4 separate regions of the Homo sapiens genome follow, and regions 2, 3 and 4 are each linked to region 1. A link is a loop called in an ENCODE intact Hi-C map of the cell type or tissue named here. Cell type or tissue: PC-9. All regions are shown on one strand.

Region 1 (8,000 bases):
ACCATGAAGGCTTCTACCCACAAATACACAGAAATTATTTCAGCGACTCAGTTTCCTAGTGGAGAAGATAACATGGACGTTTTAGAAAATAAAATGCATGTTAAAATAACAAATGAGGCATCTGGCTTCAGAAGTTTTCGTTTGATTTATACTCAACAGTTGTTGTAAGTAAAAACTAAGCTCCATTTCCCAGGAAATTTATAGCTTAGACAAGCACCAGCGTTGTCACGGTGGTTCCCACTGCAGAATGCACTGGAAGTGATTTCTTCCTGTAGGTTTTCAGAGGATCCTACTAAGTCCTAATTCTGCACCTTGCAAATTATGCAACAATAAATGCCAAATAGCAACAGCTGATCTAGGTTAAAAGATTTAAAGAAGTTTCAAAGGTAGCCTAGGAGAAACAGTGAGAAATAATTCTAGAAACAAGAGAGTTCCGATAATAAACACTCAAGTGAAGAGAGCTCAGGCAGGCAGAATGCTACTCCTCTCCTTTAGGGCACTGCAAGTCAGCGCTCTGTAGACAGCATTTATTATCTAGGTGAAAAAGCCTGGGGACGTGGTACAGGCCACCCCTCTACAGATATATCAGGATTGCATAGTGGCTGCATGCCCAGGGGCTCTGGAGTCAGACTGCCTGGTGGTTTAGAGCCAGACTGTATCACTGGATCTGTGCTCTTGGATAAACGAGACAAATTATAGGACCTGTTTAATTGGGCTGTTGTGAGGATTAAAGAGGATGCTACATGTGAAAGTCCTGGTAGAGTCTTGATAAATATTAGCGTGATGAGGATGTGGTTGGCTAGGACTAGGGAATAGTATAACAAGGGCGCAATCGCTCCGGTGTAAGTTAAACACTGGGAATTATGAGCATCTCATGTTCTTTCATCTTCCTAGAAATCCGCAGCTATGTCCAAGGCTTTAAGTGACAGTTGTTTCTTGATGACTCTCAAATCAATGTCCTTCCTCTAGATCTCTCTCTGAGCAAGGCCTACAAGGCCACTACCAGCCTAACCTTCAGCTCTTCTCACTGAACTACTGGCCCTTTCTGCAGCTGGAATGTTCGTTTCATGCTCCGTAACTTTGCATGTGCTGTTCCCGCCGTCATTAGTACCCCTACTTCTTGTCCATCTGGCACATTGCTGCTCATCCTTCCGTGCTCAAGCACCATGTCCTCTGCAAAAGCCTCTGACTTCCTTTTGCTGATTTAAGCGTTCCTCTCTTTACGCGTTTATGGCACTCTCTCGCATTTCCTTATAGCTCTCATGAAGTGACACTGGAAATCGTGTGTGTGCCTGTCTCCACACTCCCCTGTGAGCACTGTCAGGGCAGGGGCTGTGTCTTGCATCTTTGGGTGCCAGTCCTAACACAGCATTTTGCATAGGGAGGACACTCAATGCAATTTTGGTGAAGGAATAAAGTGTGTCTAGAGAAACAGCAGGAAGGTTAGGTGGGCTGAAAATGATTTTGGTTTTATCAGCACCACTTTTACTATAGTAGACTCGACGCCGTGTCTCATTTCTTCTTGTGCTCACATCTAGCAAATTTGAGTGTCCTGGAAATAGTTTTCAGGGTGAGTTTTATCTTTCTCTATGAAAGATGTGCAACAATGCTCTATGAAGGAAAGGCGCACATTGAGTTTCTGATATGATCTATAGAGTGTCATCACCCAGATTCCAAGCAGCCCCATCAGGACAGAGCCTCTTCTTGTTAGATCAGTGCCTGCCATGGAGGAGACACACAGTATTTGATGAATGGTTGCATGAAAGCCAAGAATAAACAGTACCTGGATAATGAAAATGAAAGCACCACTGCTCCACCCACATCTTGAGGTATTTGCTTTAGTTCCCTAGAGGGATTTTTCAGTCCTTAGAGTGACTCAATTGTGTTTAACATCAGTCCTATCGAATACCAACATCAAGACTATTTTTTTCTTCTCATTGCTAATGATATTGCTACATTGTCTTCACCATTGTGAAACTTGCTGAGAAACTTGTATATAACCTTCAAAACCCAAGTATGTGTGCCCTGCGAAGACTGCATGTCACTAGCTATGAGTGACTGATGTGCGTGACAAGGGGTGCCGAAAGCCGAGCGATGCCCTGCTGTGAAGAACCGTGGGCTCTGGCTGGTTACAGAGCTGCCGTGTGAACTTCAAACCCATCTGAAGCCATCACAACCTTTATTCTTTTACCCAGAACTGGTGAAACCATTGTAATCTTTATTCTTTTACCTAGCCCTGGAAGGTCTAGAAGTCAGTCACTTGCTGAGAGATGTTGAGATGCTGTTCCTCCATGGATCTTCTGCACCAGAAATACGACTTAAGACCTCTCTGCCACACTCTGCAATCATTCCTCCTTCCTCATGCCTGGCTAAGGTGGTCCTCAGGGGTCATTTTCAAACTGTTGGTCACAACCTCTTCATTGGTCTGAAATTAATCTAGTAGGTTGCAAACAGCACTCAAAAAGGAGATAGACTAGAACAGACCAGTATATTTTACATAGTAAGGCTAAGTGTTATTTCATGAAAGTTTTTTTTTGGTTTTCAAAACACACCTCTCTCTCTGTGGTGTGGTGTGTGTACTGGGTACTGATAGAAAATTTATTTCTTACTCTGGGTTGCAGTAAAAGCAGTTTGAAAGCTCCTACCTTGGAAACTCTGAAGCAGCCTGGGGTTTGGATGTGGATCAGGGAGTCACAACCATGCTGTAAAGCCAAACAGCTAACCTGTGACACTGCTGGGCACAGACTGAGGTATGTCTCGTGGCTGTTACCGATGCCAACTCTCAGGATTCATACAAATGGAAGACAAGAATATCTTAGGTAATCTACAAATCCCCAGGTCTGATTTAACTCACCTTTCTCCCTTACTTTGAGAAACATCTGTTGCATATCTAGCATGCGCCGGGCAGTTCTAGATGCTGGGAAGATAGTGTGAAAGTCAATCCTTGCCCTCCCTCATGGAACAGAAGATGCTTCCTACAAAAAGTCTTACAATTCTGAGTAACTAAGTTAACTGGTTTATTTTATTGCCTCCTTTTCCCCAGCCTGTCAGTCTTTTCTGATAAAAAGGCTAATAAACAGAAACCAGTTAAATAGCAACCAGAGGAAAAGAACAGGAAAAAAAATCGAGTCTGAATAACACATAATTAGCCCCTTGATATTTGAGGCAATAGGGGAAATAATAATGTCATATACATGATTAACTTCTAAAGTTGGCTAAAAAAAATAAAGGAAAAAACAAAAAACCCTCAGTTCTATCTATGAGCCCAGCATGTCCAGAGTATTGTCGGAGTGGCTGTTGTCTTTGGGTATCCTGAATTTTCTTCCTAGAAAGGAAGAAGAAGGCCCCCATTTAGTTTTGTTGCAGGTTTCAAATTCTTCTCTGGGAGAAAAGCTAATGCAGCAAGTTATTTTTTCCCTGGCTATTTATTTTTCCATTTCCAGTCGCTCTATGCTAGATTGTAACATTCAGGGATTGGGGAGTACAATCGCTTCAGAATAATCAGTCATAAACATTCCAGGTTTAGTTAACTATTAAGGAAAGCAGCGTCTTTACTTTTTAAAGAGGAAAAAGAAAGAACGTATGCCACGGCCTGTAAAAGACTTTCCCATGTTTTGTTTACATTGGAATTTCAAAAGCTGACAATATCTTTCCTTCCTTCCTGCTCCTTGATGTAGTGAAAGGTCTTCCCTGTAAGTCTGATCATTTTAGTTGAAAGTGTTTAGACTATCTCGTGTACTCAAGTACTCATCACGATAGAATTCCACCGTGTAAGGGCTTGGTGGCTTCTAAGCTCATATTTTCTTTCTTTCTTTTCTCTCAACAAACTCAACTATCATTGTCATTTAACTTTAGGCTCCATCCCACATTCCTGCAGGAAATCTTCTTTTAAACAGAATTATATACTGCAGGAATGGAGCTGCTCAATTTTCACTGGGTTGCATTTTTTATGGTTGTTCCTTTACTTCCTGGTAGCATATTTCTGATGACACATCCGTAGCAACAGTAGTTTTATTTATAAGCAAAGGGAAGAAGAAACATGGACTTTGGCTAACCTGGGTGTACAAAGAACACCCAGAATGTAATTGTAATTATGTCCACTTGTGGTGATATGGTCCAAGGTTTATCAGGATTTCCAAAGGAATCTGTGGGAGGAAATCTACCAGTGATCACAGCCATAATGAAACAAACTGATGTGGAAATTTCTATTCTTTAAAACCTATTTTAAATTTAGTGTTTACAAATAGGTATAAGTTAGCAAGAGTGCTGAACTCAGGGGACGATCTAAATCCACTCAATAATTAGTTCAACAAACTTAGGCTAGGCACAGTGGCTCACGCCTGTAGTCCCAGCACTTTGGGAGGCCGAGGAGGGTGGATCACCTGAGGTCAGGAGCTCGAGACCAGCCTGACCAACATGGAGAAACCCTGTCTCTACTAAAAATATAAAATTATCCGGGCATGGTGGTGCACACCTGTAGTCCAAGCTACTCAGGAGGCTGAGGCAGGAAAATCACTTGAACTCAGGAGGTGGAGGTTGGGGTGAGCCGAGATCATGCCATTGCACTCCAGCCTGGGCAACAAGAGTGAAACTCCATCTCAGAATAATAATAAAAAATAAATAAATAAATGAATAAATAAATACAGTCATGGGACCCAACATTACAGACTTTAGTCATTGACGTTACAGAATTGAGCCACTCATAGACAGGGACATCACAGAGTTTAGAAGAAACAGAGAAGTGGGAGGGGACAGAGTCAGCAGATGTGCCTCAAGCAGAGGGTTCGGGGGAGTGTCGGATGAGAAAGAAGAGCTGGAAAAAAATGTTAAGAAGGAGTAGCTGGAGATGTTACAAGAAAATAAGGGGTGCTTATCATCATAGAAGCCAATAAGATAATTTGAAAAATATAGCGGTTACAAGAGTCAAATGCTAAACGGTTCCGAATGCGTGAGGGTTGGGATCAGGACTGGCGATTAGCAAGTTTTATGTGGCTTTTAAGCCATTACTTTCTGTAGAAAGAGAAGAGCACAGCCAGAGGATAGAATTGAATGGGAAGTAAAGATGAAGTAAAATGAGCGTAGAGTGTATTTTTTCTCGACAATTATTGGTGTATGGAAGCATGTAGATAAATAGTTCCCTGAAAATATCGTTTACAGGGGTGCTTTTATTTCTTTGGATGAGGAAACTACAGTACATTATAGGACAAGTGAAAGGAGCAAGTAGAGAAACAGGGTAATGATGACTTTAGGGAAAGATAAAGAGGGGTCTCAACAGTTCAGAAGGAGCAAGTCTCGGAAAAGAAGAGGGACAGTTGTGTCTGTTTCACTTATGCATTGTCATATGACAAATATCCTCAGAAACTTGGAGGCATGGCCGGACGCTGTGGTTCATAGTTTATAGGTGCACAGTGACTATAATCCCAGCACTTTGGGAGGCCAAGGCAGGGGGATTGCTTGAGCCCACGAGTTTGAGACCAGTGTGGGTAACATGGCGAAACACTGTCTCTACAAAAAAAAAAAAATTAGTTGGATATGGGAGCACATGCCTGTAGTCCCAGCTGCTTGAGGGGCTGAGGCAGGAGGATTGTTTGAGCCTGGGAGCTCTAGGCTGCAGTGAGCTGTGTTCACGCCAGTGCACTCTAGCCTGGGTGACAAAGTGAGACCTGTCTCAAAACAAAACAGAAGCCCCACAAAACTTAGAGGCTTAAACAACACCATTTTATTATTTTTCACAGTTCTGTGTGTTGGCTGCGCTCCCCTGAGATGTCTTCTCTCTGCTCTACTCGTCTCAGCTGAGCACATCTCGAGTGGCACAGTTTGGAGCAGAGGATCTAAGGTGGTTGGTCTGACTCCTTGACTGTGTTAGCTTGGGTGGCTGAAACGCCGTGGATGCTCTTTCATCCCGTAGTGTGTCTCTTCCCGTGTGGCCTTTCCAGCAGCATGGCCCAGACCTCTCACATGGTGGTTCAAGTGAGAGAAGGCTGCAGAGTCTCTTAAGGCCTAGGCACTGAGACTCACGCATCATTTCTGCCATATTCCAAGATCAAGTGAAGGTACTCTGCAGGTCACAGGGCAGGGCAGATTCAATAAGAAAGAGAACTAGGAAAAGCACAAAGATGTGGCCGCATAACACATTGGGGCCAGTTTGCAAGGATTTGCCACAATGCTTCTAGAACAAAAGAGAAGGAGAAAGGATTAGTGTAGATTTAGAACACTTCTGAATTAAGAGGAAGCAATTGGAGAAAGTTCAGGCTGAAAACCTTCAATTAGCATAGACTGAAAAAAGCTCATCTCTTAAAGGAGAAGTCATAAAAGAGTTTATATGAATCAGAGTGTGATTCCTTTTTTTCTTATACAATATGAAATAAAACCACTCTGTAACTCTTGAATAAATCTGCTGTTAGGGAATGCAGCATGCTATGAGCCTGATTTTAAAAGAAATTTTAATTTTTTTGAATAAAATATTTTAAAAATGCATATGTCACTTGCCTCTTCATATTTAATGCACTTTTAGCAAAACTCATGTTATGAACTGAGAAGGGTCTGATGTTTTACTCAAATTGCAAGCTAACAAATTAGTTTGCTATGATTGCTGGAAGAAGACATGAGACTTCTGTATCAAAGACAAAGGATTTTATTATTCATAGCAATAGTAGTATTCAGAATATAAGCACTCTTGGGCCAGTTCCCCAGCCCTAATCCACCAAGGCAATGAGAAGGTGACCAAGTGACATCTGAACATACAGTGGGTTGTGTTAGAAAAGAGGAAGTTGACCTTGGGAAACCTGAATCTTTTGTAATTGGCACTTGGCATGCTTGCTATTTGCTAGGAAGGAAATGTCATTTTTATTATACTGTACAGCATGCATGTATATGTCTCTTGTTGTGGAGGGAGATACTATCTTTGTCTTTCAAGGCTGTAAGCAATTTTATCCATTGGTCCAGAAGGAGATCCTATCACTGTCTTCCCATGCTATACAAGGCCTCCTTGAAAAGACAGCTGAGAGCAAAGATAGCTAGTGCTTCTGTTTGTAAGACATGCAGAAATGTGAGAGACCCACGAATTGTCTCCCCAAAACTAATTTTAAAATATGACTTCAGTGTGCAAGAAATGGTCAAAATAAAAATCTAAATAAATTTCTACCATAAAGAAATATTTCAAAAAAACAAATATTTCATATGTAAGAGGTAATCTCATATGTAATTTCATATGTAATCTTCAGTACGTAAGTACTTAAAAATATTCTTTATTTTAAAAGTATTGTATGTTTACTTATATATTCAATGTAAGATCAACAAATTTTTCATGTAGGCAGTGAAAGTACAAACAAATAGGAGTAGTAAGCAGTTTGGAACACTGATTTCAGTGTTCAGCTCCTTGATCAAGTATTTGGTGAAATCACAACCACCAGGGTGTGGGTGCGCCTGTTGGGCAGCAGTGACAAATGGCCTTCCCTAGGATGGCCTGTAGATGTGTCCTTGGCTTTGCTATCTGGACTATTGCCCATCCCAGCGGCTTCCCTGTACCTCTTATGAAACAACAGGAGCCTGTTAGGCTTTGGAGTTTATCTAGTTTTACAAATGTTCCAGAAAATTTGCTCCATCCCAGGATAAGCTGTGGACACATAGGTAGGATCATGATGTGGATTTATGTTTCAGATTTACCACAGAGTGGTGTGTTAGACCATTTATGCTGCTGCGACAGAGTACCACAGAATGGATAATTTATAAAGAAAAAAGATTGATTTGCTGTATGGTTCTGGAGGCTGGGAAGTCCATGGTCAAGAGGCTGCATCTGGTGAGGGCCTTCTTGCTGCATCATAACATGGTGGAAAGCATCACATGGCAAGCGAGGGTGCAAGACAGAGATAGGAAATCATTCAAACTCATCCTTTTATCAGGAGCTCACTTCTATGGTAACAGCATTAATCCACTCAGGGGGACAGGAGCCTCATGACGTAATCACCTCTTAAAGGTCCCACCTCTTAATACCATCACAA
Region 2 (8,000 bases), 170 kb before region 1:
AAGCTATAATGCCCAGCCTTAATTTCTAAAATAAGAAGTGAATTGATGTGCTGAGGACTTGTTCTAATGATTGTTTTCACTTAGCTTTTTGCTATTAAAAGCTAACCCATTAAACAAAGTATTTAGTGAAGAGCATGAACTACAGATTTTATCATAAACTGAACTGCCTGAATTTCCTTATGCATTTGAAAACTGTACTGCTGCTGTAAAAGCTATGTGTTTTGACCTTGGCTAATCTGGTCTCTACTTGCACAACTTTGCTCAGTAGGAGAATTCAGCCTTGGTTAGTGAGGCGTATGGATTTAGGTGATGGCTCACAGACTTTGACTCAGATGATTGAGCAGATACAGGTGCAATTCAGAATTATGGATTGAAGTGAGCAAGGATTTGTTAAAAACTTTCAAACTTCGAAGGTGAAGATTTGGCTTTCACTCATCATTGCTAAATAACAAATTTCTCCTTAGCAAAAACATATTGAGTGATAATTTTGGTTGATATCTATCACCAGCCTCGCCTCACCTTCTACCTGTCCAAAAGTCCTTTGAAGTCTGCAAAGTAAAAAAAAAAATGAAGAAAAACTGGCCAATTGTGAATCATTATTTAATTATTCATGAGGTATATAGAGTATGTCAAAGAAAGAGATTAAAAATGTTTGCTGTATTCTGCCTGAGAGACAAGTATTATCCTGGGGGAATATTTGTCATCAGATAGAGAATATAAAACAGCAGGAGTCATATATTGTGGAGCACGGAAAGGAAAGGGAGGTAAATTTTGTCTCTTATGGACTGAGCGACACTTGGAGACATGCCATCAAACAGAGGGCTAGCAAATGTCACATAGAACCCGAAGATCACAGTGGATTATTAGCATCTGCCCTTTTGGATTGTTCCCTGACATCCGCAATGTTTGCAAAGGCAAAACTTCTACTTGCAGGTGAACATGAAACTCCCACTGTTTAAGTTTAGGGCATTATAAATATTACAAGGTCTACTTTAACAAGAATAAGATATGGTACAAGGAGCTAATCTTGGTAGCACCCACTGAGAGGCTAGCCTACATTTTGACTTTAGCAAACTTGCTAGCATTGGGTCGTGGAGAAATGAAATAGGGTTAGTGTTCTAATCTTAATAACTATTTTAATAATAGTGATGACCTGCACTAATTGGGTGCTCACTATGTTTCAAGTAGGAGTGTAGCAGTAGAAGGGTCTATGGACCTGGACATTGTGGAACCTCCTATAAAGAGTCTGGGAGACCAGAAAATAAAGTATAAAAAATAATAGCATGGAGCAACTTGACTCCCAGCCTGCTTATAGGAAGCAAGAGGTCTAACTATTTCAACTATGTCACAAATTTTCATAGGGTAGTTACAGATTATAATGTGTTTCAAAAGAAAAGAAAGTTTTGAAATCCAAAATAATTGCATATTGACTTAATCACTAATCTTGATTAAAATTTCATTTAAACTGTGCTATTTCAGCCAGGCGCGATGGCTTACGCCTGTAATCCTAGCACTTTGGGAGACCGAGTTCGGCGGATCACTTGGGGTCAGGAGTTTGAGACCAGCCTGGCCAACATGGTGAAACCCTGTCTCTACTAAAATTACAAAAATTAGCTGGGTGTGGTGTCGGGCACCTGTAATCCCAGCTACTTGGGAGGCTGAGGCAGGAGAATGGCTTGAACCCGGGAGCTGGAGTTTGTAGTGAGCTGAGATTGCACCATTGCACTCCAGCCTGGGCGACAGAGCGAGACTGTGTCTCAAATAAATAAATAAATAAAATATATAAATTTATAAATTTATAAATAAATAAATGAACAAACAAACTATGTGATTTCCATTTCAGGTATGGTCCCACTCTCTCTGTGTGATTTGTAAACAATAAGCTTCTGAGTACTGATAATTTGATGTTGATGGGCTGAACAAAATTAGCATTTTGGTCCCTAATTAGAAAAATGAACACCTGCAAGAAGGAGAATGGAAATGAATTGTTAGATTCTCATTTCCAGAGAATATAATTGTTTAGGGGAGAAAAATATCCAAAGGTAATGGTTACGAATCAATGTTTGGTAGGTTCTGAATTGTTTTTGAATCTTATCTTTAGGGTATTATCTGAATGAGTGTTCTTTTTAAAACAAGTAATGGTAAAAATAAAAATACTGAAAAACTTTCAGCCCAGGCAGAGAGGGAGGGGCTTTCATTTTGTCACAGTATTTTTTTGTTTTTTGTTTTGGGACAGGGTCTTGCTCTGTCGCCCAGGCTAGAGAGCACTGGTGTGATCATAGCTCATTGTAGCCTTGACCTCCTGGGCTCAAACGATCCTCCTGTCTCAGCCTCCTACCATCATGTCTGGCTACTTTTTTTTTTTTTTGGTAGATACAGGGTCTCACTATGTTGCCCAGCCTGGTCTAGAACTAAGTTCAAGCAATCCTCTTGTCTCGGTTTCCCAAAGTGCCGGGATTATGGGTTTGAGCCACCATGCCTGGTTGCAGCATTTTAAAACAGCCTAGATGTATTCTCTTAATCAAGTAGAGGAAGAAAGGGTGCCATTAGAAAAAGAGGCATCAACGCAGAGGTCCGTAATTATTATGAAATGGCTCTCCCTCAAAACTTAGCAGAAAAAAAATTACAAGCAGTAATCACTTGTAAATTATTTATGTTTTCTAATGTGCTCTAACTTTCCATTTCTGTGCTTATAAACTTTGCTTTTACAATCCGTTTGTGTTTGTGACTGAGTTACAGAATAATGAATAGATATTATTGTGCAAGTGGCGTGGACTATCATAAGCTATCCTTTGGTTATTGTTGGCATGCTACGACGTTTTTAAGAAAGGGGGAAAAGTCTCAGTGGATAAAGTTGTACGTGTTTGATGTCCTGTTGTTGCCTAGGGCTTTAGCAACCCTGAGTGTGCCCAGTTGCCAGCACATTTGGATTCCTGAGGGGTTCTTAGCAGTGGCTAGTGGTAGTCATTGCATCTGCCAACTTTCTGAAAGCGGATGTGGCCGGTGAATGTGGGTGCGGCCAGTGAATGTGGGTGTGGCTGATCTGGCCATGGCTCTGCCTCAGATCTCCAATCATGCAGACAGATGTGCCTGAGGCATCGATCGAGGAGGGGGCTGCAAAAAGGAGCTGCAAATGTTGGTGTTTTTATGTAGTTTATGTTCCATTCCATCTCACCCCATGTAAGCCAGGAGAGAGGGCCGTTTCCTACTCTCGTAAATTTAAGTTCTTTTCCTTTTAGAAAAAGAACATATTTTGAGCTACCTTTTATGTAGCTGGTGCAGATATTTTAAAAAATGTAATATACCAGAAGCAGTATTTTTCCTGGTATTAATGATTAGTATGAATCACTACATGATTGAGGGAACACCATAGCCTGTTTATTCATCTTGGAGACTGTCAGGGCTGAACTGGGCTAATCATGTTTGCTTTTTGCAGCCCCGTGGTGTGGTTAGCCTTTTGTCTTCCTTGTAATGTGCTAGGGTTTGCTTGCGGCCTGTGTCCCGTCCTCCCTGCAGACAGCTGAATGACAGGCCTTCACCAGCGCTCTCTGTATGCCCTGCACTGTAACCTGATTGGCCAGGAGCCTAATGGGAAATGGCCTTCAACCTCTGCACCTACGTTCATGAAAAGCCATTGCTCTTACATAATCAAAGTGCTCAGGCTCTCGCTGATGAATCCAGAGACTAACCACGTAATCTAGAAGAAATTCATCTTTGTCCCCAAGGCTCCCAGCATTTGGCAATTATTGAACAGGTGGTAGATACTTCCTCTGTTGACAGGAACAAAAGGCAAAGGGCCTGCCTAGGAGGTTGAGGAGCTATTAAGGAATGCTGCCCCAGGACAACTCTCTAGCAGCAGCAGTGAAAGAGCAGGAAGACCCTTGCTAAATCAGTGACTGGGAACACTCGCATTTACCATCCCAGAGATCAGATCCTGTTAGGGAGCAGCTAGCAGGATTCCAGCTTATCTGGTCCTTTCTCACCCGGCTACTGCCTTGATTCTTACCCGCTACCCTGTGGGGAGGGGTGGCGGGGTGGGTTGGCTGATGTGATCTTAGAGTTATTTACCTAGATGGGGAGAGGCTCTTAAAACATATCTACAATGCGGCGGAGTGCGGTGGCTCACGTCTGTAATCCCAGCACTTTGGGAGGCCGAGGCGGACAGATCACCTAAGGTTAGGAGTTCGAGACCAGCCTGACCAACATGGTGAAACCCTGTCTCGACTAAAAATACAAAAATTAGCCATCGTGGTGGCTCATGCCTGTAATCCCAGCTACTCAGGATGCTGAGGCAGGAGAATTGCTTGAACCCGGGAGGTGGAGGTTGCAGTGAGCCAAGATTGTGCCCTTGCACTCCAGCCTGGGCAACAGAGCAAAACTCTGTCTCAAAACAAAACAAAACAAAACATATCTATAATGCCTAAGATTCCACAGGTCAGGGATGTAGTCAACCCTGTGGTATAGAAAATTGTGACCTTGAGAAGCCTCCTATTGTTCACCTAATGGTTTAGGGATATTTGAGAGGCCAACTTTTATTGTACATAGACTTGAATCATTAAATGGTAGTGTTAGAACTAGAAAACCAGAGACAATTCAATCACTTTAGCTTTAGTTCCTGACCAGAAAAATCACTTGGCCTGGCAATCCGCATGAGTTTTGCTGTTGTTTTTGCTAAGAAGCCTGTGGTGACAGCACCACGCAGGTCATCTCACTTAATCCGATAGATCTTATTCATCAGGAATAAATAAAGGATCTTATTTATTCCCATTTACAAATGTGGCACCCGAGAAAAAACTTTGACTTTCTCTTGTGTAAAGGCCCATGCTCCTTCCACTACTGTGAAGGCTCTTGTCTTGAATGAGGGAGACGATAAGATAGAAATATATTGAGATTTTCTTTTCCCTTTTGATACAGGGTCTCGCTCTGTCGCCCATGCTGGAGGGCAAGTGGTGCAATCACAGCTCACTGCAGCCTCAACCTCCCAGGCTCAAGGGATCCTCCCACCTCAGCCTTCCCAGTAGCTGGGACAGCAGGCATGTGCTACTATGCCTGGCTAATTAAAATATATGTATACATATATTTTTGCAGAGATGCAGTCTCATTATGTTGCCCAGGCTGGTCTCGAATTCCTGAGCTCAAGTGATCCTCCCACCTTGGCCTCCCAAAGTGCTGGGATTACAGGTGTGAGCCACTGCACCCAGCCTGTTTTTTCTTTAAAATTATCCAGATTTTTATTTTAATCTGGTTCCGTCTACAGAAAAATATGATCTGCTGCCCTCATTTTCTCCTCCCCACTCCCCATAGATCCACTGCGCAGAGCTAGTCCCCGCGTTAGGGGGCCTCCACTTCAGGAATGTTACTCCTCGCAATCTCGTATTTGCAGCATTTTCATGGCTGTTTCTCAGCAGAACTCGACTCCTAAAATGAATTACATAGCCAGCTTACGGTCCTTCGAAAGCTATACATGTGCTAAAATTAATATGTAAGAAGGTGATTATATAGAAACTTAGCTGATGCTATTGGATGGGATTAATATTGCAGAATGTTTCTTGTTCCCTCAAAATTTGTTCTCCCCTTTGTTTACAGTAATCCAGCTTAGCCAAAGGGCAGCCTGGCCTCACTGGGGCCACATTTCCCATCAGCTGCCAGCCAGGTTTGATCACGTGACTGTGTTCTTACTCTTGGGATGTGAGTGGAAGTAATGGGCGAAACTGCTCTATCCCTTGTCCGGAAAGAAATTGCTTGCCCTCTCAGGCAGGAGAAGGAAATAAAGGGTATTCAATTAGGAAAAGAGGAAGTCAAATTGTCCCTGTTTGCAGATGACATGATTGTATATCTAGAAAACCCCATCGTCTCAGCCCAAAATCTCCTTAAGCTGATAAGCAACTTCAGCAAAGTCTCAGGATACAAAATCAATGTGCAAAAATCACAAGCATTCTTATACACCAATAACAGACAAACAGAGAGCCAAATAATGAGTGAACTCCCATTCACAATCGCTTCAAAGAGAATAAAATACCTAGGAATCCAGTTTACAAGGGACGTGAAGGACCTCTTCAAGGAGAACTACAAACCACTGCTCAATGAAATAAAAGAGGATACAAACAAATGGAAGAACATTCCGTGCTCATGGGTAGGAAGAATCAATATCGTGAAAATGGCCATACTGCCCAAGGTAATTTATAGATTCAATGCCATCCCCATCAAGCTACCAATGACTTTCTTCACAGAATTGGAAAAAACTACTTTAAAGTTCATATGGAACCAAAAAAGAGCCCACATCGCCAAGTCAATCCTAAGCCAAAAGAACAAACCTGGAGGCATCACGCTACCTGACTTCAAACTATACTACAAAGCTACAGTAACCAAAACAGCATGATACTGGTACCAAAACAGAGATATAGACCAATGGAACAGAACAGAGCCCTCAGAAATAACGCCACATATCTACAACTATCTGATCTTTGAGAAACCTGAGAAAAACAAGCAGTGGGGAAATGATTCCCTATTTAATAAATGGTGCTGGGAAAACTGGCTAGCCATATGTAGAAAGCTGAAACTGGATCACTTCCTTACACCTTATGCAAAAATTAATTCAAGATGGATTAAAGACTTACGTGTTAGACCTAAAACCATAAAAACCCTAGAAGAAAACCTAGGCAATATCAGTCAGGACATAGGCATGGACAAGGACTTCATGTCTAAAACACCAAAAGCAATGGCAACAAAAGCCAAAATTGACAAATGGGATCTAATTAAACTAAAGAGCTTCTGCACAGCAAAAGAAACTACCATCAGAGTGAACAGGCAACCTACAGAATGGGAGAAAATTTTTGCAATCTACTCATCTGACAAAGGGCTAATATCCAGAATCTACAATGAACTCCAACAAATTTACAAAAAAAAAAAAACAACCCCATCAAAAAGTGGGTGAAGGATATGAACAGACACTATTCAAAAGAAGACATTTATGCAGCCAAAAGACACATGAAAAAATGCTCATCATCACTGGCCATCAGAGAAATGCAAATCAAAACCACAGTGAGATACCATCTCACACCAGTTAGAATCACCATTCTAACAGGAAACAGCAGGTGCTGGAGAGGATGTGGAGAAATAGGAACACTTTTACACTGTTGGTGGGACTGTAAACTAGTTCAACCATTGTGGAAGTCAGTGTGGCGATTCCTCAGGGATCTAGAACTAGAAATACCATTTGACCCAGCCATCCCATTACTGGGTATATACCCAAAAGATTATAAATCATGCAGCTATAAAGACACATACACATGTATGTTTATTGTGGCACTATTCACAATAGCAAAGACTTGGAACCAAGCCAAATGTCTAACAATGATAGACTGGATTAAGAAAATGTGGCACATATACACCATGGAATACTATGCAGCCATAAAAAATGATGAGTTCATGTCCTTTGTAGGGACATGGATGAAGCTGGAAACCATTATTCTCAGCAAACTATCGCAAGGACAAAAAACCAAACACCGCGTGTTCTCACTCATAGGTGGGAATGGAACAATGAGAACACATGGACACAAGAAGGGGAACATCACACACCGGGGCCTGTTGTGGGGTGGGGGAAGGGGGCAGGGATAGCATTTGGAGATATACCTAGTGTTAAATGATGAGTTACTGGGTGCAGCACACCAACATGGCACATGTATACCTATGTAACTAACCTGCACGTTGTGCACATGTACCCTAAAACTTAAAGTACAATTAAAAAAAAAAAGATGTTAAAAAAAGAAAAAGAAATTGCTTGCCCTCCAATTCTGGTCTTATTTCTTCCTGAAACCTGGATCATGGATGTGGCACTGATTCAATGAGGTAGGCAAAGAGAATGCCCTAAGGCAGCAGTTCTCAATTTGCCATCCCCTGGATCCCTAGGGACCCCGGGGCAGTTTCAGTGGGTCTGAATTGTCAGAGCCACTTCAATAATTGTACTAAGTAGTTGTTGGCCTTTTTCACTGGGTTGACCT
Region 3 (8,000 bases), 92 kb before region 1:
GGAACCCAGGATCTGGCACGGTCCTCGGCATGCTCATGCTGCAGTGAATGAGCGAGTGAGAGTGAACTGACAGGCGCGGGGAGGAAGAGGCTGAAGCACGCTTCACTTGCCCGCAGTTTTGTGAGGGCGGGGTCTGTAGGCCGGAAAGGAATTCTTCACCCCGGAAGTGAATGCTTGTCGCATGCATTAAATAGCCTGATTTGGCTGTCCCTTTCCCCACCGGTTTTGCTGCAGTCATTCTTTGGCGATAAAAATTTTAGAAATGTGTTTTCTGAAATTTTTCTTTTTTTTATATACTTTAAGTTCTAGGGTACATGTGCACAACGTGCAGGTTTGTTACATATGTATACATGTGCCATGTTGTGTGCTGCACCCATTAACTCGCCATTTACATTAGGTATATCTCCTAATGCTATCCCTCCCCCCTCCCCCCACCCCACAACAGGCCCCGGTGTGTGATGTTCCCCTTCCTGTGTCCATGTGTTCTCATTGTTCAATTCCCACCTATGAGTGAGAACATGCAGTGTTTGGTTCCTTGTTCTTGTGATAGTTTGCTGAGGATGATGGTTTCCAGCTTCATCCATGTCCCTACAAAGGACATAAACTCATCATTTTTTATAGCTGCATAGTATTCCATGGTGTATATGTGCCAAATTTTCTTAATCCAGTCTATCATTGTTGGACATTTGGGTTGGTTCCAAGTCTTTGCTATTGTGAATAGTGCCACAATAAAAATACGTGTGCATGTGTCTTTATAGCAGCATGATTTATAATCCTTTGGGTATATACCCAGTAATGGGATGGCTGGGTCAAATGGTATTTCTAGTTCTAGATCCCTGAGGAATCGCCACACTGACTTCCACAATGGTTGAACTAGTTTACAGTCCCACCAACAGTGTAAAAGTGTTCCTATTTCTCCACATCCTCTCCAGCACCTGTTGTTTCCTGACTTTTTAATGATCGCCATTCTAACTGGTGTGAGATGGTATCTCATTGTGGTTTTGATTTGCATTTCTCTGATGGCCAGTGATGATGAGCATTTTTTCATGTGTTTTTTGGCTGCATAAATGTCTTCTTTTGAGAAGTGTCTGTTCATATCCTTCACCTACTTGTTGATGGGGTTGTTTGTTTTTTTCTTGTAAATTTGTTTGAGTTCATTGTAGATTCTGGATATTAGCCCTTTGTCTGAGTAGATTGCAAAAATTTTCTCCCATTCTGTAGGTTGCTTGTTCACTCTGATGGTAGTTTCTTTTGCTGTGCAGAAGCTCTTTGGTTTAATTAGATCCGATTTGTCAATTTTGGCTTTTGTTGCCATTGCTTTTGGTGTTTTAGACATGAAGTCCTTGCCCATGCCTATGTCCTGAATGGTATTGCCTAGGTTTTTTTCTAGGGTTTTTATGGTTTTAAGTCTAACATGTAAGTCTTTAATCCAACTTGAATTAATTTTTGTATAAGGTTTAAGGAAGGGATCCAGTTTCAGCTTTCTACATATGGCTAGCCAGTTTTCCCAGCACCATTTATTAAATAGGGAATTCTTTCCCCATTGCTTGTTTTTGTCAGGTTTGTCAAAGATCAGATGGTTGTAGATATGTGGCATTATTTCTGAGGGCTCTGTTCTGTTCCATTGGTCTATATCTCTGTTTTGGTACCAGTACCATGCTGTTTTGGTTACTGTAGCCTTGTAGTATAGTTTGAAGTCAGGTAGCATGATGCCTCCAGCTTTGTTCTTTTGGCTTAGGATTGACTTGGCAATGCGGGCTCTTTTTTGGTTCCATATGAACTTTAAAGTAGTATTTTCCAATTCTGTGAAGAAAGTCATTGGTAGCTTGATGGGGATGGCATTGAATCTATAAATTACCTTGGGCAGTATGGCCATTTTCATGATATTGATTCTTCTTACCCATGAGCATGGAATGTTCTTCCATCTGTTTGTATCCTCTTTTATTTTATCGAGCAGTGGTTTGTAGTTCTACTTGAAGAGGTCCTTCACGTCCCTTGTAAGTTGGATTCCTAGGTATTTTATTCTCTTTGAAGCAATTGTGAATGGGAGTTCACTCATGATTTGGCTGTCTGTTTGTCTGTTATTGGTGTATAAGAATGCTTGTGATTTTTGCATGAAATGTGTGTTTTTTACAGAGCCTTAGGGTCTGTGGAGTAAATGTACCACATGAAACTACTAAATAAATCAAAATGGTAACACAGCTTTATGGAGTATTTTTATGGTGATCAGTTCATTTTGTCCAAGTTATATATGAGTTTGGAGGTGGATCTGTAAACTCCCCCCTCCAACTTTTTTCAGAAAAAGAATTTTTTTCCTTATAGAAGTAGTACATGTTCATGGTAAAATCAAACAAAGAAACGAGAATAAATCGAATGAGACAGAGGAAGAGAGATGAAAAGTAAAATTCCTCTTCCAGCCTCATTCCCCAGAGCAGCAGTTCTCAACTGGGGAGGATTTTGCCTCCTAGGGGATGTTTGGCAATGTCTGGAGATATCTGGTCATCTGTGGGGAACCGCCGCTACTGCATCTAGTGAATGGCCCAGGGTTGCTGCAGAATAGCCCACCACGCACAGGACAATCTCCCACAGCAAAGCATTATCCGGACCAGAGTGATCATAGTGCCTCTACTGCAGACCCCTGGCCCAAAGTGACTACGATGGTTTCTGGAAGACCAGAAACTTTAAAATATGTATGTGTAGTTTTTCCACTTTTTTTTTTTTTTGCACACAAATGGACTTTTTATCCTCTGTAATTGGAAATGGGCTTTTTTTTTTCACTTAATGTTTCAATGTCTTGGTTATTTTTTGGTTATTTTTTACATATTGATGCATACAATTTACTTAATTATTATTATTATTTTAGAGACAGGGTCTTGCTTTGTGACCCAGGATGGAGTGCTCCTAGCTCACTGCGGCCTCAAACTCCTGGCCTCAAGTAGTCCTTCCCCTCGTCTCAGCTTCCCAAAGTGTTGAGATTACAGGCGTGAGCCACTGTGCCTGGCCACAGCCTAATCGTTTTTAACTGTTAATTAGTTTTCAGTTGGCTCATATATCATAACATACGTAGCCTTCAAAGATAGCTAATTTTGTTGTCTCTAACTTCTCATTGTGATAACCAAGCCTGCTGGGAAGGGGTTACTGAAAGAGAAACTGCACAAAGGGCTGGATTCTTCCTTGGCACTTTTGTTTTTGTTGCTTTACTTTTGCTCAAAATCTGACTGAGAGGCTAAATTCACAATGGGAGGTCGATTCTGTTTCTTTCTTACAAATCCCAGTTCCCTCTTGATTGTATCACTCAGGAGCCTGGGAATAGGAGGGAGGAGCGCCGGTTTTCTGTGCTGTGCCACTGTGGACTGTATCCTGCAGACATTTCTAATGCCGAGCTCACTAGCCAGGAAGTCATGTCAGCTGTGGAAATGTTCAGCTTAGGAGCTCACCATATCTGAATCGAATCCAAAACTTTTTAAGGACCTGGATTAAGTAAACTATGCTAGGGATTCAGGCTGTCCCTTAGCTTAATAAAGAATGGACCACTTCAAAGCCAACCCTTCATTGTCTAAGTTTTTTTCCTTTTTTCCCCTCTGTGTGAGTTCAGTCTGTTGACATCTTTTGCTGTTTTTCTATGTCGACTTTCATTTTGGGTTGGAAAAGTGAGGCTCATGCATTTTATACGGCAGTTATCAGAAGTACATCTGATTCAAAACCACACAGTGTTGCTATTGATTGTATAGCGATGTTGGCATGGATCATTTAAGGTAAATGTTATTTTCATGACCCCAAAGAGGAGGCTGTCACAGAGAAATATTATGTAATAATTTCCACCTTGCAAGAATGCAATGACCCCAAGAATAACACATTTTAATTCTTAAACTATGTGGAATTATCTATTTCAGCTCACTTCAAGCAGCATGGAATTTAGTTTTATTTCAAATTAGTGTCTGCTACTTGTGTGAAAACCTGTCAAAGTTTATAGCCTGGGAAACTGCTTTAAAGTAAAAATGAATGCTTTAAGTCTCAACATTCCTTTGTTAAAATGTAAAAATGCAATGGGGAAACTGCTTTCTATTGCTCATTCTTTTAAATATTTGGAGCTCTCTCATTATGCCTTGACCTGTTACAGCAGGCAGCACCCTCCACATAAACAACTTCCTCCTTTTTCCACAGAGATAAAAATGAGTCATGCTGGTCACCACTCTTGTAAGGCCTCCCATGTAGACAGGGTTATTTTTAATGCCCCTCGTGGAACCTGTGGAGTCTCGTGGATGGTGGTGATGAGCGGGCCAAGAGTGGCTGCCTCCCTGATGTCCCTGCCATGTGTCCCACACAGGCTGTGGCATGGGAGACAAAAGGCCACGCTGAAGTCCACAGGGCTCTAAGGCAGCCCCTGCCTCCTCCGCCTGTGATTTGCTAGTGACTGTGAGTCATTCACTCATTTCTTCCATCTGATAAAGCTAGTGGACATGAAGGGGAAATGGCAAAGTTTTCTTATCATCTTAGGAGCCAGAAGCCAAGTCTACTTTCAACTGCTTCTCTGTTAAGTCCTCCGTCAGGGAGCACTTATGAGGGCTCAGCGTTTGGAAGAGAAAGTGCCCGATTGTGTAGACACCACAGCAAAGGGGGAAGAAGGGAGTTAACACAAGGAAAACCTGTTAGAGAAGAGAAGGAATGTGTTAGATGTTTTTCTCACCTGTCACGCTCTATTTCCTTACCTTTGAACAATTTCATGTGTTATACCTCATGGCAGACCTTAAAAGGCAGGTTGTTCAGTGATGTCTAAGAAAGAACTATGTTTTTAAAATTCCTTTCCCTGGGGATTAAAAGTTTAGGAAGATTCTCAACTCAAGACACACCAAAAGCTCATTCGACCACATCCCCACCCCCCTACCTCCCCACCATGTCTTTTGTACATTTTTTTTTTCCTTTTAGAGACAGGATGTCACTCTGCTGCCTAGGCTGGAGTATAGTGGTGGGATCATAGCTCACTGCAAGCTCGACCTCCTGGATTCAAGTGAACTTACTGCCTTGACCTCCCAAGTAGCTGGGACTACAGGCGTGCACCACCATGCTCGGCTAATTTTTAAAATGTTTATGGAGATGGGGTCTTGCTCTGTTGCTCAGGCTTGTCTCAAACTCCTGGCCTCAGATGATCCTCCTGCTTTTGGGTCCCAAAGTGCTGGGATTGCAGATGTGGCCCACCACGCCCAGCCTGAACATCGTCTTTCTTAGGTGACTTCCTCCACATAGTTATTTGTGAATTGTAATATTGTGTGGCAATATTATCCAAAAAGTATTTGTTTTTATTGTATTTTGCAATCCCTAGGACATATTAAATAGCTCAAGTGATGGGATGTTCTTCTTAAAATTCGATCTCATAGTCTAAAATGGTGACTTGCACATGAGTTAGCCTCATTAAGTCCTGGACGAATGGCAAATGCTATAATTTCCTGTCTCACTTCTGGATATCACAGTGTCATCTTAAAAAAAAAAAAAAAAAAAGGACAATCTCTTCATTCTCCACTTGAGTGCTAAGGGAACTGAGTTCTTAACAAAACAAACAGAAAATCATTTCTTTGTGCAATTCAGGCCTTTTAAGTTTACATGCCTAGAGAGTTGTGTAAAAATAGTGCAGGGCTGAATCTTCCAGTGAAGTTATTTTTTCTAACGGAACAATTTCTGAAAATTGGGACTGAAATTATAGTTTGCACATTGTAATGCACTGAACTTCCCTTCTACTTTCCTCTAAATAGCATTGTACTGTATCCAATTGCAGGGATGGGATAAAATTACCACGGAAGATTTCAGAGTCTCATTCTTAAACCAAAATGTTGCCCATTACACGTGGAAACTCTGAATGGGGAAGGGTCAGAAACAAAGGTGACATTAGATGAGTGAATGCTCTGTGGGTTGTGACTTTTACTAATGGAAAGGAACAAATTTTCCATTTTGTATATGTGTATACATTGGAAATACGTATACATATGCTATTACATGCATGTATATAAATCTACTTATTGTTTAAGTTGACCTGCATATGTTTTAATTTTGCTGCTAAAAGCTGTGTCATAAGGATATATTCCTACAACCCTTTTAAAATTAAAAGCTATTCAGCCAAAGGGAACTTAAAAAGAAATTACTTTTTTTTTTTGCCAGAAGCAGATCAAAATTTCCATTGTCAGGAACCAGTTATGATTTATAAACATAATTACCAGTGATGTCCTGGGAAGAGAACCTAGGGGAAATGAAATTTGTCTTATTTTTTTAAATGGCCCGCAATTTATTATCCACTCCCTGAAACTATTAGCAACTTGTTTTTCCTTAATGTGCAAATGTCCCCATGCCCCAAATTTCTCCATAACAATTTCTCCCTGATGCTAATTCTAAGATTTCACATATCTTCTTGCCTATTTGCTGAAAGGAGCTGGTGTGAGTATATGCTGTCTCTCTGAATGCCACAGATCTCTCATACTTGGCTCACATTTTGTGTGCTTTCATAACAATCTACCTGTTGGTATTCCTCACCTCTAGATGTACTGATATGGTTATATACACACTTTTCAAAGTTAACATCGCCAATTGTTAATGGGCCAGCCTGCCCTCAGGGGCTTCCTGGTCAGATGCCCATCCTTCAGTGGCATTTCTGCCAGAAGAGCGCATATTCTGAATATAATTAGGAAGGAACTTCAGACAGACCCAATCTGAGGGACATTCTACAAAATACCTGGCCTTTACTCTTAAAAAATAACAGCGGCATTATTCACAATAGCAAAGACTTGGAACCAACCCAAATGTCCAACAATGATAGACTGGATTAAGAAAATGTGGCACATATACACCATGGAATACTATGCAGCCATAAAAAATGATGAGTTCATGTCCTTTTTGGGACATGGATGAAATTGGAAATCATCATTCTCAGTAAGAATAAAAAACCAAACACTGCATATTCTCACTCATAGGTGGGAATTGAACAATGAGATCACATGGACACAGGAAGGGGAATATCACACTCTGGGGACTGTTGTGGGGTGGGGGGAGGGGGGAGGGATAGCATTGGGAGATATACCTAATGCTAGATGATGAGTTAGTGGGTGCAGCGCACCAGCATGGCACATGTATACATATGTAACTAACCTGCACAATGTGCACATGTACCCTAAAACTTAAAGTATAATAAAAAAAATAAAATAACAGCGTGAAGCACCAAGAAAGGCCACCTAACCATTCCGGATGAAAGAAGACTGAAGAGGCATGACCTGACTCGCATGCAATGTGTGAACCTGGCTCGGATCCTGGACTTGGAGGAAAAAGCTATTAAAGGATATTATTGGGACAATTGGAAAAATTCAAATATGTATCATAGATAAGATCAATGTCAATATTAATAAGATAGTGTCCATGTTAAATTTTCTGATATTAATAATTGTACTGTGGTTACAGAAGAGAATGTCCTTGTTCTTAGAAAATATGTCCTGAAGTAATTTAAGGGGAAAGGGGCATGATGCTTGTAACTTCATCTCATATGATTCAGAACATCTATCATCTATCTATCTATCTATCTATCTATCTATCTATCTATCTATCTATCTATATCATCTATCTATCTACCTATCTATCATCTATCTATCAAATGAGAGAGAGAGAGAGAGACAGAGGGGAGTGGGAGAGAGATATTGATTCATGAAGATGGAGCAAATGGTAGCAATAGTAAGCCTGTGTAAAGTGTACAGTAGACTTCATAATAGTTTTGCACCTTTTGGTAAGTTTGAAATTATATCAAAATGAAAACTTACTAAAATAAATAATAAATATGTACTTTACTTAATTATATTCTTTAACTTTCTTGGGGAATGATTTATGGCTTAATGTTGTAGGGAATAATAATCTTTATATATATTTTTTTTCTAATTCTATTCTTGGAGTCCAAATCTCATACCAGAACAGCATCAGCTTTTCCAAAACGTCCTGCTATAATTAATGAGGAATCTGGTGCAGGGTTAATT
Region 4 (8,000 bases), 110 kb before region 1:
AGAGTGGTGCTAATATTTCATCTACCGCTCTTACGTGTTTTATGACAGGAAGTTTTAGACCTCTTGCTGCAATACTGTGAGATACAGAAGTCTTCCCCCAAGGTTCTTTCTCCCTATATTTTTAGGGGAAGAAGGAAGAAAAAGTGAGAAAGTGAGTCACAATCATTCAGTTTTGCTCATTACTATCGATTCAGTTGGTACAAATTCCGATTATGGTAGAGGCTGATAATACAGGAAGCTGGAAGATAAGAATTGAGTTCAAAGAATGTGGTAAACTTTTGAACTGGTAAAATCCTTTTGATCTGTGTTCTAATGGTCAGTTATCTCATCTGCAAAATGGGAGTGGGGCTAGACTAGCTATTTCCTAACTTTGTCTTTCATGTTCGAAATTAGCAAAGTGATTTTAACAATAGCCTTAGGATCCCATTGAATTTTATCTCCTTTATCTAATAATTAATTAATAAATTAATAATTAAATTGTTTAAGAGTTATAAACTAATAAATTGAGTCATAAATGTTCTCTTATTTGTTCATGTGAAGTAATATCTTCTATTATTATAATTTAGCATTTTATAGTACTTAAAACCATTATTTTGCAGTGTCTATAAAAAGATACTGTTTTTTACTTTGGGAAATGGTGGTGATACAATTTGAGTTGAAATGTAACCATCATCACAGTAGCCTAGGCTGTATTACCAGATTTATGTTTCTCATTTACAAATTGTAAGCACTTTTTCCAGTGTGTGTATGTGTGTGTTCCTATTTATCAAGTTGATACATGAATGATAAACAAATGATTATAGTAATACAGTCATAGAACAATGAAATATCTCAGGAATTTAAGTAAAAATAATTTTTTTAAACTACTAAAGTTGTAAAGGGCATATAGTGAAAGACTCATATAAAAAGAATTAATAAACCCAATTTTTAGAAACTCGGTAACTACCTTTTTTTCCTGCACAAAACAAACATTCCACTCACAGATCTGGGGGCTTCAGTTCCATTATTTTGCTGTTATTTCTTTGAGAGAGTGACTCATGAAATTTCTGCTTCCATCGTACTGAAACTCAGAGTTTTGTGCTGTTTAATGAAGCCTACATACTTCTATAACGTTTTGTTTTACCTTCTTGTCCCTCACTGTTTACCTTGGCTAGTGTGTAAAGCTTTTTAACTTATGGCCATGTAATCAAGTTCATTTTAAGGCTGAGGCAGGTAACAAGTTGCCAGAAATATTATTTTTAAGTGCTTTATAGCAATGATCTAATCATTACCTTTATTATGGCATTTAAAAGATAACATATAGTAAGAATCCAAGCATGGAAATATGAGAGCTCTGGATCCTTACCAGGTGGAACTATATGAAATTGCAGCTCAGAATGGTTGAATATTGTCAGTGATATATAATTCTACCTGATGCTGTCTACATAACTCTGGGCAAGTTTCTTCATGAGCTTCAGTCTTGTCTGCTCTAAGTGAGGATACTGCTCAGAGGACGAGTCTGAGGCATAAACATGGTCATCTATTTTATTGCCTTCAAACCATAAGGCATTATAAATATATATTGCCTGAAAATCATTATGCATTTGGTAAAGTATTGTGGATTCTCACTTGCATTTTCACTTTAATCCCTATGGTATTAGTTTCATCTGGAAATGAGGTTTGGATCAGGAGATAAAGACATGTGAGAATATTGGCAAAGCAGGGGCTAGGATGACACACACATACACACAATCTAGGACATTGAAGAAGTCACCTCTTAGAAAAAAAATTAATAGAATCTGGGAGATTTTACACCCAATTTTAGAAATGACTGGGCTGGTCATTTAGACATTTGCTCTCTTCATTGTCACCACCTCCTCTGCCTTCTCATTCACAGATAAAAAGATAAATCCACTCCTGGATAAAGGAAGTTTCTAAAATGCGCACAATGGAATAAAAATGTTTTCTAAAACTCGCCTATGCAGGGAGTTGCTAGAGGCCGCACTGTCCTCCTGGTGCCCGAGGAAGCCTCTGCCTGTCATCTGGCAATGGTCTATGGTAACACTGCTTACACATGGGCTCTGAAATGCTTACGGATGAGTAGTAAGATTTTCTCATACCATTATAAAAAAACTGAAGCCAAAAATAGAAATTCGAGAGTGCAAGTGGGTCAGTATTTGAAAAAAAAATTATATACACACACACACCAAACTGAAGCAAGCTGTAATCTGTTTGGCAAATGTATTGAACTGCATGTGTTCCCCATACATTAGCAAGTCTGAAACAATACCTCTGTGTTAAACTAAAAGATGGACATCAGGCAAGCAGGCTGCACCTGCCCCTAATGGAGCTGGGGGAAAAGACACATGAGTACAGAAGCTGTTGGGAGTGTTTACGGAATCGGGGGCTGGTGGGCGTCTCTGCAGAAGGAGAGCAGGGCCTGTGAAGCGGGTGCCGTGGAGAAGGGCTGCTGTTGGGATGGAGGCCAGCTGCACGCAGGGTGAGGACAAGAGAATGCTGCTCAGGCTCAGGGAGTTTTAGCTTGTGATGTCACAGCTGGTGTGGGCATCACAGATTCCCAGTTTCATGTCTTTGATAAATAATGGCTCAGTGGTTAGTACCCAGCCAGAGAAATTCAAAATAAACAACGTTTTGCTGCCTGTGACACTTCTTAAGATGACCACCGAAAGCACACTTTTATGTCTCATTCAGCCCGTGCATTGCCTACTAATATGCCTCGTATTAGTCACTGAGAAAAAACTCAAATGGCTTGTAGAATGGACATCTAGGAGTCTTGAATATGTCGTATCGACATTCCTAATAGTTTCATGTCAAAGACTATATATTAATATAACAAAGCACAAAACACATTGGGCTGGAAATGATAGTTGCTTATTTCAACTTGTTCGTATGTCATTATATGGAGTACTGATTGAATATACAGAATTTTGGTTAGCACCTTTCATATTTATCAGTAATATCTTGAACTTCTATTGCCCTTCAAACAAAGATTGTCTTTTAAAAAAGATAAGCAGAGAAGGAATAATATAAATGTGAAATGGGTTTTATGTCTTGTTTACCCTTAACCTAAGTGTCGCATAGGTAGAAACATAGCATTTGGAGTCAGAAAGAGCCAAGTTTGAATTTCAGTGCTACCATTTTATAATGATAATGAAAATAACATTGAGTTAATATTTATTGAATGCTTACTGTATGCAAGGCAGTATGTATAGGGCATTATCTACCGTCATTATCTGTATTATCTATATTCTATTACCTATATTATCTATAATCTTATTGTATTATTATATAATCTATAATCTTATTGTAACCCTAAGATGTAGGTGATTAGAAAATGCATCTGTTCCCATAGCTCCAGCTCCCATCTCCTTGAAGAATTCCCTGTTTGCATCTCTGGGTCCTGTCCCTTTCCCAAGCTCCAAGCCTACATCTTGGCTTCGCTGACAATGCTCCACCATTCCGTCAAACACAATATGTCCGATATTGAATTACCACCACCCCAATGCCCCCCAAACTAGTTTTCCTATGCCTCAGACATTCTTACTTCTATGAAGTGTGCCTTATTTGTGTAAAATGTTACCCATCCCCTAGATAGGATTTCTTCCTTTCCCTCCCCCTACATATTCATTTAGTCACTAAGTTTGCAGTATTTCTTATCTTGATCCTCTCTTTTCTATTCCTGCAGCTAGGATGCTTAATAACACTGCCATAACTGGTCCCTCTTTAGATTCTTGGCCATGAAAATCAGTGAAACCCTTCATCCTGCCTGGATATAATGCTACATTTAGTCCATTCACCTCTCCCTCCTCCCATTTCACACCATCTCTCTTCTCAAACCCCACTTATCTGCTGTCCTTACCACCCACATGCTATGGTCTGAGTACTTGTGCCCCCAGAAAATTCACGTGTTCAAACTTAATCTTCACTGCCATAGTGTTAAGAGGTGGGGCCATTAGGAGATAATTAGGATTAGTGCCCTTATAAAAGAGGCCGAAGGGAGCTGCTTTCTCTTTCCACCATGTGAGGATGCAGTGAGGAGATGCCATCTATGAATTAGAGAATGAGCTCTTTTGATGCCTTGATCTTGGATTTCCCAGTCCTTAGAACTGTGAGAAGTAAGTTTCTACTGTTTATAAGCCAGTCTATGATATTTTGTTATAGTAGCCCAAATGGACTAAGACATGACATCACTGCGAAAATAGGAGCAGTCGTAAGACAACTTCATCAGCTGCCACCTGTGTTGCTCCATTATCATCTGTAGCGTGTATGGCGACTGCCTATTCTATTCTGCTTCCTGTCTGAAACCAATACGGTGGTTCCTGTGGTAGGCAGAGAGGTCTCCCTTAAAACCCCCATGCCCTAATCCATGGCACCCGTGGCTACATTGTTACATAGCAAAAAATGATCTTACAGATGTAATTAAGGTTACACATGAAAATAGGGAGATTATCCTGGACCATCCATGTGGGCTCCATTTAATCACATGAGCCTCTAGAGCAGAAACTTTCTATGCCTGAAAACAGAGAGATGCAGCAGAAGTCAGCAAGATTCAATACCCGTGCAGGACTTGATGTGCTGTTGTTGGTTATCACAGAGGGAGCAATGTGATAAGGAATGTGGGAGATCTTAAAGGCTGAGGGAGTCTCTTTGCTGTCATCCAGCAAGGAAGCAGGGACCTCAGTCCTACAAACACAAGGAACTGATCTTCCAACAACCTGAGAGAGTTTGCAAGTGGATTCTTCCCTGGAGCTTCACATAAGAGCTCAGACTGCTCAACACCTCGATTTTGGCCTTGTGGCATCCTGAGCAGAGGGATCAGCCAAGTCCTCTCAATCCCTACAGAGCTTCAGAAACCTCGAGATCATCAATTTGTGTTTCAAGCTGTCAAGCTTGTGGTCATTTGTTATGGTAGCTGTACAGAGCGAAAATAGATCTCGCTTCTGTTTGTTTACTCAAGGACATTGAACCCCCGTAATTCTCTCCTCTCTCATGCGTCATCAGCTTTTCTTCTCTGTTGACTCATTCCTTATCAGCTCATGAAATATTATTTCTTGCATCTTAAAATGTACAAGCAAATCTCTCTAGACTGTGTTCCCCTCCAGCTACTGCTTTATTTCCCTACCATCCTTGAACAGTTAAAACTCCTTCAAGGAGTTGCCAGTAATATCTCCCCTTCCCTTTCCAGTTTTCTCTTCCCACTCCAATCGGGCATTTAGCACCTCACACAGCACCCTTACAATCTTCTTGAAAGAGCCATCAGTGACCTCTATGTTGCTAAATCCAAATGTTCAACTCTAAGTCCTCATCTTACTTGACCTATATCCATCATTTGACATAACTGATTCTTCTCTTTTCCTTGTAACGCTTTTTCATTCAGCTTCCGGAGCTCCACAATTCAACTTTCTTCCTCATTCACCACCTCTCTTTCTCAATTTATTTTGTTTGGTTTTTCCTCATTTTCCTGGATTCTTTATATTGTCACAACATTTGGTCCTGAGACCACTCATTTCTTTGATGTCCACAGCTAGTCTTTAAATACCATCCATATAGTCAACTCCAAAATTTGTTTCTCCAGCCTGGACCTCTACTCTGAACTTGTCTGTCTCGATGCCCACTTACCTTTACGTTTGGTTGCCTAACATTCATCTCAAGTGTAACAAGTCCAAAATCCAACTCTTATTTTTCTCCCCAAAACCTGCTTCTCACACAGTCTTTTTCTACCTCAGTGAATTATAATTCAATCTGTATGCAGGACAAAATGACATTGGAGCCATCTGCATAGGACATCTCTTGCATTTGACTTCCTATCCTTTTAGCCCATCATTTGCTCTAACCACTGTTGCTGCAATGAGCTTTACACAGGTTCTCTGCAGCAATTTGGCCTCACTGCACTGCGTATATCTCACTTTCTTCCTTGGAGCCTTTCTGTCACCAGAGCCTGGGGTATTTGCATTCAAGTATGTCTAACTGGGGAGATGGAGTCAGTGGCTAAAAAGGTCTGCTTTCTGTGCCTCAAGTGCAGGACACACAGCTCCTCTAAGATGTCAGCTGTCAAGGCCCAACTGGCATCAGCTGTAACCAGCTGAAACCTGCATCCCTGTGTTAGCTCTTTCCTTGTTCCTATTTTCCTTTCTGTGCTCTTCCTTACCTGTTTCCTAGGATCGATTCCACAAATAAAGCACATGCATACAGCTTTCTGTTTGGTACCAGAATTGACTTAGAATTCAGATCTTCAGGATGAGGATCAGGAGCTGGATCATTCACAGGCCAGAGAGTGATAAGAGCACCACTGCTGTCGGCAAGTCAGGGAAGCCCTTCCATGCCGGAGCAGCACAGTTACTCTCAGTGAAAGCCACAGGCTCAGGCTGGCCAACTGTCACATCAAGGAATGCTGGGAAAGCAAAAGTCCCCAGGGCAGTGTTTATAGAGACTTTTATATCCAGTGGTGCTAGAAAAATCCATGATGAACCCCTCAAGGGAGGGTTACAGCATAGCCTACTAGAGGTCTGGAACAAGACCATGTATTCTGCAGCAAAGAAAAGGTAACTGTTGGGAGGGTAGCTATTGCAGTGTTGCTGGGCCCTACTAGAGACTGAGCACCTGATCATGGGACATCATGACTGGGGTGATGTCCATGGTGAGCTGGATATTATCAGTCCAGGTGGATGCAGCAGCAATGTCTCTTGTGATGGAAATGGTACATTTCTGATGAGCCTCAAGTAGGCTCAGGAGCCACAGGTGAGACACATTTAGTATGTGACTCAGAATCCTTTGTTCTCTATGTTATAACTCCTTTGTTATAGCTATGGTCTCATGGGGGCTCCCTATGACCAATCGGCAGAGGAAGAACAAAATTAGGCCTGGGTCCCAGGTGGATCAGCTCAGTATCTTGGTGCTAGCCATAAGTAGACTGCAGCCGTACTGCCGCTCACTTAGGGATGGCCTTACAGAACCACGATGAAGGAAGATCCTCCCAGTGGACAAAACTGCAAGCAGCATACCGGAATGCTAGTATTATACGGAGCTTTAGGGTAAATATGGGCTTCAGGGCAGTGTTAAATAGCTTGGCCAGTTGGTCAAGGGCTTAGAAGGAGCAAAATTAGAAAACTGGAAATAAGGAAATCCAAGGAAGAGGGATATCGATCCATAAATGGGAGTGGGCACAAAATGTGTCCGTCTTTGTGTCCTAAGATAATTCCCATCACAGAACATCAACACAGAAGAGCCTTGAATAGCCTGTTGGGCATCATGACTGATCATGCAGGCAAGACAGCCACAGGCCTTGACTACCCCATTCTTGTGCAATGGGACTATGAGTAGTGTGGCCATTGTGGTGGGAAGGGGGACTATGCATGGCCCCAGGCTGACCTAGCTGCTGCCAGTACTCAGTGCCCAACCTGCCAGCAACAGACGCTAATGCTGCGAACCCTGTGAGGAGAGGCCAGCCACTTGGTTGAAGTGTGATCATCGAACCCTCTACTCTGGCAGGGATAAACATTCTTCTTTACCAGAAATGATGGAAACTCTGGGTTTGGGTTTTCCTTGTTTGCCTGCAGTGTCTCTCCCAGAGCCACCATCTTAGGGTGGCATTTCAGAATGCCTGGTTTACCAGTATTGGTTTTTGCAACAGTGCTTCAGATCTAAGGACCCCCATCTGCTTTTGTTTTTTTGCAAAGAAACGCAACAGTGGGTATGTAACCTTGAGGTCCCCTGGATCATGTACAAACACAACCCAGGAGCACCTGGCCTCATAGAAGGAGAAGAAAATGACTTATTAAAGACTTATGTAAGGTACCAGTTTGAGAACACACTCTACAGGATTGGGTTGCTGTCTTCAGGGTGAAGTTGTATTTATTGAAGCAACAATCAATATATGGTACTTTGTCTAACAGAATACACAGGTTCAGGAAACAAGGAATAGAAATAAGATTGGCTCCATCACTCCCAGTGACTCATTTGCAGAATTAGTACTTCTTATTCTTGTCAGCTTATTGCTCTAC

What was found. Hi-C counts contacts between places; a loop is a spot of excess contacts. Peaks named below come from ENCODE experiments on the same cell type or tissue, not always from the same donor. Only the 100,000 strongest peaks of a DNase experiment are listed, where the experiment ranks them.
Region 2: a loop joins it to region 1, with 8 times the contacts of the local background. A loop is called at or near these places in 3 of 110 quality-filtered maps.
Region 3: a loop joins it to region 1, with 4 times the contacts of the local background. A loop is called at or near these places in 10 of 110 quality-filtered maps.
Region 4: it touches region 1 in a loop (3-fold over the local background); 3 of 110 quality-filtered maps call a loop at or near these places.

The regions. Positions count from the first base shown.
Region 1 is chr4:186,933,191-186,941,190 of GRCh38, forward strand. The region is part of intron 1 of LOC102723906 (a long non-coding RNA gene); the gene reads left to right. Among named protein-coding and RNA genes, the nearest start is that of FAT1, 210 kb to the left of the region's middle. RefSeq lists an enhancer at 1,581-2,780. In PC-9, a CTCF peak has its summit at 4,121; DNase peaks (open chromatin) are centred at 1,881 and 4,001; H3K4me3 peaks cover 737 bases; H3K27ac peaks cover 1,446 bases.
Region 2 is chr4:186,762,333-186,770,332 of GRCh38, forward strand. No RefSeq gene overlaps it. Among named protein-coding and RNA genes, the nearest start is that of FAT1, 42 kb to the left of the region's middle. RefSeq lists a silencer at 4,977-5,144. In PC-9, no CTCF peak of the experiment used is centred here; DNase peaks (open chromatin) are centred at 239, 2,939 and 3,699; H3K4me3 peaks cover 1,892 bases; H3K27ac peaks cover 2,931 bases.
Region 3 is chr4:186,841,084-186,849,083 of GRCh38, forward strand. The region is part of intron 1 of LOC102723906 (a long non-coding RNA gene); the gene reads left to right. Among named protein-coding and RNA genes, the nearest start is that of FAT1, 120 kb to the left of the region's middle. In PC-9, no CTCF peak of the experiment used is centred here; DNase peaks (open chromatin) are centred at 4,148 and 4,438; H3K27ac peaks cover 1,278 bases.
Region 4 is chr4:186,825,014-186,833,013 of GRCh38, forward strand. No RefSeq gene overlaps it. Among named protein-coding and RNA genes, the nearest start is that of FAT1, 110 kb to the left of the region's middle. In PC-9, no CTCF peak of the experiment used is centred here; a DNase peak (open chromatin) is centred at 4,978.